2 separate regions of the Homo sapiens genome follow, and region 1 is linked to region 2. A link is a loop called in an ENCODE intact Hi-C map of the cell type or tissue named here. Cell type or tissue: Calu3. All regions are shown on one strand.

Region 1 (2,500 bases), 65 kb after region 2:
CTACTCAGCTGTGCCCTTGTCCTGCAAAAGCAGCTATAGGCAATATGCAAATAAATGGGTGTGTCTATGTGCCAATAAAACTTTATACACAAAAAGAGGCAGCAGGCCAGATTTGGCCTGTGGGCCGTAGTTTGCAAATCCCTACTCCGATAGAAAGAAAGTAGGAAAAGAAGACCTGGTAAGGAAGAAAAAGTCCATTTTTTGATGCTGCACTTATGATTTCTGATGCTGCCTCTAATTCCTTCTGTGACTAACGCAATCTACCACTGTTTAAACAAAAAAAAAAAAAAGGCATGGGGAAAGAAAAAAAATTTATAAAAAGGTTTCTATGGGAACAGGGAGTTCACTTTTAATGGTTCAATCACAAAAAAGACAATTACTTTATTTTTCTCTCTTCTTCTCAGACATAGGGCAGATGTGATCTATGGCTTGTCGGGCAGAGGGACTTTGTCCAGAGCCTCAGCTATTTCAGTGAAAAATTAAATGCCAGAGTGTTCCACAGGTCAGGGAGGGCAGTTTATGAAATCTGGGCCTCTTGGGCAAAGGGTTGCTTCCCTAGAGCTGCAGATCTGGTGAGACATCCCGCCTCTCTCATGAGGCTATAGGGCCAGCAGGCAGCTCTGGGCTGCTCTGATGCAAAGTCGTGGCTGCTGACACGTGATTCTGTGGCGAAACTTCTTCCTAGGTCTGCTGCCAACTGGACTGAGGGCTTCCCTCTCCCTGCTGCAAAGCCATTTGTGAGATGGGCTTCTGTTTTACCTGGCCCCTGAACACTCTCGTTCCTTGGTACAAACATGCCTGGGTGGAGTCCAGAGCCCCTTGTTTGCCCTGATGGCGGGCTGGCCACTATACCTCCCTAGGTACCTTCAACTTGACAGCCAAGGACAAGCCAAGAATGTACATCATTTACCACGTGTACTTGTATAGCAAAGCTTATGAAATGCAACATTTTCTACCCAGGACACTTGGTGGAAGTGAATCTCCAGCACTCCACAGTGAAAAGAATCTAGGATGCAGCCAGCAGTGCTTAGTAGAGCCCAGAGTCACACACCAGCCATCCACTCATGCATGCCGGGCTGGAAGGCAGACGGCTTTAGGTGGGCACCTGCCCAGGCCCACCACTCCTTGACCACCTTCCCAGGGGTGGATTTGAGCCCCAGATAATCCAACCCTCTCATTTTGCAAATGAGGAAACTAAGGAACCACAAGGGAGAGAGATTTTTCAGAATCTCACAGCGAGTTTGCAACAAAGCCAGGACCCTGGCTCAGGCCTTCAGCCTTTGGGTCTTGGTTGTGGCTTCCGCAGCCGCACAATGCTCCACCTGGAAAGGCCCCTCAAGAAAAATCCACACCATGAGATAGGGATGGAGCTGGCACTAGAACACGGCCTTTTGCCTGTTGTAATCAGGAGTGAACTCAAAGCCCGTGGCCTGACCCCAGCCACAGTCAGAAAGAAACTTTCTACATGATGATTCATCCCTTAGAACCAGGCACACAGCCCCAGGGGTAGTGCCCTGGCAGGCAGTTCCTTGACATGAAACCTGTGCATTTGGTTTTCTTTGGGTTTTTATATAGAAACCTTCAGTGCACTTGCTGTGCCCTCTAAGAGCTGGCGGAGGTGGGAACAGGAACGGTCCCTCCTTGGCTCCATCCCTTCTCTGGCTGCTGGATAACGGTGACCATGGCAGCATCCCATCCCACTGCTGTGTGCTCCACTGCTGTGTGAAAGGAAGGTCTAGAGATAGGGAGGTAAAGATGGAGCGATAAGGAACTGGAGGGGTGGGCTGTGGGGGCAGGAATTGTTGGGGAGTTATGGGAGAGAAGGTTGGTGTGGCATCCTGAGCCAGGCCACAGGTGACCTCGCACAACAGGTCAAGGGGCTTGGACTTCATCCTGTAAGCCAGTGCAACCCAGCCTTTTTCTCGTGGTCACATGGGACCATGATACCATTTGTCCTGGGATGGGCCAAAGAGCTGCCCAGGCCCCCACTCTGCTGCCCTTAGCTCATGGGTTGGGAAGCTCTGCTGTAGGTCACAAAACCTACTGGTGGCTTTAGCAACAACATGCTCGAGTGGCTGGGTGGTGGGTGGAAAGCCGTAAAGAAGTCAGTGACTGCGGAGTCCAAGTTCGCATGAGGGACACCTGCACCTGGGCCTGAGCCAGTGGAACAAAAGGAGAAAGTGGGCCACATGGGCCGGGGCTGATCCTTCGGAAAACGCAGGCCCTGCCCTGCCTCTGAGCCTGCCTTGAGGGGATTCCAATCATTTCTCTCCCTTCTGCACTGTGCAACCCAGAACCTACGCAGTCAAGTTTCTGCTTGGCCTTCAAAGTCCAGGTCCAGAATTACAGCATCAAACGCCAAAAGCACCAGAATGACAGGGGATGGCCCAAAGCAGAACTGACCTCTGCACCGCTAGAATCAGAAAATTCAAGCTACAGTCTGGCTGGGTGCCCATGACAGTTTCACGCTCCTGAAAGGCAGAGACTAGAACCAGCTTTC
Region 2 (2,500 bases):
ACACACCAGCTCGTTGCAATGTATGGGCTTTGATTCAGACAATTTTTTAAAATATTTTAAAAAATCATTGTATTCTGAAAGTTTGAAAACATAACTAAAATTCTTAAGAAAATATAAAATGCCAAAATTAGGGCAAGAAGAATTGGGAAATTTTAAATAAACCAATGAATGTTAAAAACAGCAACATAGAGACCTTGACTCAAATATTTCTGATCCCCATCTTGCAGCTGTGCTAACCAAGGCACAGAGACGTTAGGTTACCCATCGAAGAAATGAGAGCGAGGTTTGAACCCCAGGCCTGGCCCTAAAGCTCACATCCCTAACCATTACACAGTACTGTCCGTTGACCTCGTCCCTGACCAGGACACCAGATGTCACTCATAGCATGTCCCAGTAAACCACAAGGAAATCATTAGCAGAAGTATTCCAAGTCCTTCCAAATTAGGTCACCACCCCCTGCAATGCTGCCTGCCACCTTGGAGGGTCCCTCTGCAGATGGATGCGTGCTTTTGGTGGTTATTTGCAATTTCAAATATTTTAGTCAGTTCTTCCCTTCTGCAAGGGAAGAATCCTGTCTTCAAAGTCTAAATGCCATAAAAGGGCTTCCCTGCATAAACAAGCCTGCAGTGGGGGGAACTGGAATAGGAAACAACGTTTTTATCATAAGCTTGCCTGTATATTTTTTCTACCATAAGTATATATTTGATAAAAGTTTTATGTTTTATTTACAAAAAATTACTATGTACCCTGTACATAGTGCAGCATTTCTGATCTTCTGTCTTCAACACCAATCGGGGGAAATATTTACAAATGTTATATTTGACAAGAAAATTTTCTTTGTACAAAATGAGTGGGTATCTACAGTAGAACAAAATTGAAAATTACAACAGAAAAAAAGGCACATGGATTAAATTATTCTATGACAAATGATTTCCTTTCATTCTTCCTTCTACGTTTGTTGCATTTTTGATGGCTTAACACTATTTTGACCACATTGTGTGTGCACCAGTAAGGTATGCTGCATAGTGGACACAGCTGGCTGCCTGCCCAATATCTTTTCTCGCCTTTCCTGAATGGTAGCCGTTGTCACTGCTATTTATCTTGCTTCCTCTTCATCACTGCATGTTGAGCAGATAACTTGTCTTTTAGTTGATTAGCACAAGGAACCAGACACATTCAAACCTGGTGGGAAACTGGCACAGTCCTGCCCGATCCTGGACTTTGCACCCTAGCTGCAATAACATAATGAAACTTTGTAGCCCTCTCCCTTGGGAAGAAGGTGAGTCATGTCTGTGTATTGGAAAAGGGTATGTACAAATATCTTGGGAAGCTAATGGGGTGGACCGAGACAGATGCTGCTGGTTGCCTCCCCAATATCCATTTTCCCCTTCTTTCTAACAAACAGAATCCCAATTTCTTTCCTTTTCTTTTTCTTTTTTTTTTGAGATGGAGTCTCCCTCTGTCGCCCAGGCTGGAGTGCAGTGGTGCGATCTCAGCTCACTGCAACCTCCGCCTTCCGGATTCAAGCAATTCTCCTGCCTCAGCCTCCCAAGTAGCTGGGACTACAGGCGTGCACCATCACACCCAGCTAATTTTTTTTGTATTTTCAGTACAGACGGGGTTTCACTGTGTTAGCCAGGGTGGTCTTGATCTCCTGACTTCATGATCTGCCCACTCAGAACCCAATTTCAAGTTAGCAATCTTCCTGGTTTAAAAACAACCATTTCCCAGCCTTCTTGCACTCAGAGGTAGCCATGTAACAAAGTTTGGCCAAGGAGCTGGGAGTGGAACTCAGGGAGTAGGGGTTCCAGGAATGCTTTTTAAAAGGGGGCAGACAATGCTGGTGTGTGCCCCCGTTCCCATTCCTTTAATCTGCCTTCCCAAAACAAAGGTGCGAAGCTGGATTACACAACCGCCACTGCTAAGAATGACTGAGCAGTGAACAGAGGTAGCTGGTTCCTGAATGGCCCTACTGGGCCCCAGAACTGGGCCAGGCTGTCTCTCTCTGGGCTTATTTGTATATGATCAAGAAATCCTCTTTGATGAAGCCATTGTAAGTCAAGTTTTTGTTACTTGCAGGTGAACGATAAAATAGACATCCTTGTGTTATTACAAACCCATCATGTGTGACGGTAAACAGAATGCTTACTCAACCATATCCCAATTGTTGGATATTTCAGCTAGTTCCAATGTTTTTTTCCTGCTGCTATACATACTTCAGTAATAAGCATTTTATGCATAAATGCCTGTGGGTACTTGCAATTCTATAGCACTTTACAATCTGCAAAACTCTTCCAACTCCATTCTCTCATGAAGCCAGAGAAAAATAATTCAAGATAAGATGGCTCGGCAGACAAATAACAGGCAACAGGCTCTCTGGGATGTGTTCTTCCCTCTGTTATGTTGCCCCACATGTAACTTCTTCACAAAAAGCCATGCAGTGTTCATAAATATTGGCGGCTGAGCCAAAAGCAAGAAATGCAAAACAATTACACATCCT

The links. A loop is a pair of places that touch in the nucleus more often than their neighbours do. Peaks named below come from ENCODE experiments on the same cell type or tissue, not always from the same donor. Only the 100,000 strongest peaks of a DNase experiment are listed, where the experiment ranks them.
Region 1: a loop joins it to region 2, with 2.5 times the contacts of the local background. A loop is called at or near these places in 4 of 110 quality-filtered maps.

Annotation. Positions count from the first base shown.
Region 1 is chr14:95,313,365-95,315,864 of GRCh38, forward strand. The region is part of intron 1 of CLMN (calmin); the gene reads right to left. Among named protein-coding and RNA genes, the nearest start is that of CLMN, 5.3 kb to the right of the region's middle. RefSeq lists a silencer at 1,495-1,554. In Calu3, no CTCF peak of the experiment used is centred here; DNase peaks (open chromatin) are centred at 647 and 1,487.
Region 2 is chr14:95,248,167-95,250,666 of GRCh38, forward strand. The region is part of intron 1 of CLMN (calmin); the gene reads right to left. Among named protein-coding and RNA genes, the nearest start is that of CLMN, 70 kb to the right of the region's middle. In Calu3, no CTCF peak of the experiment used is centred here; a DNase peak (open chromatin) is centred at 1,105.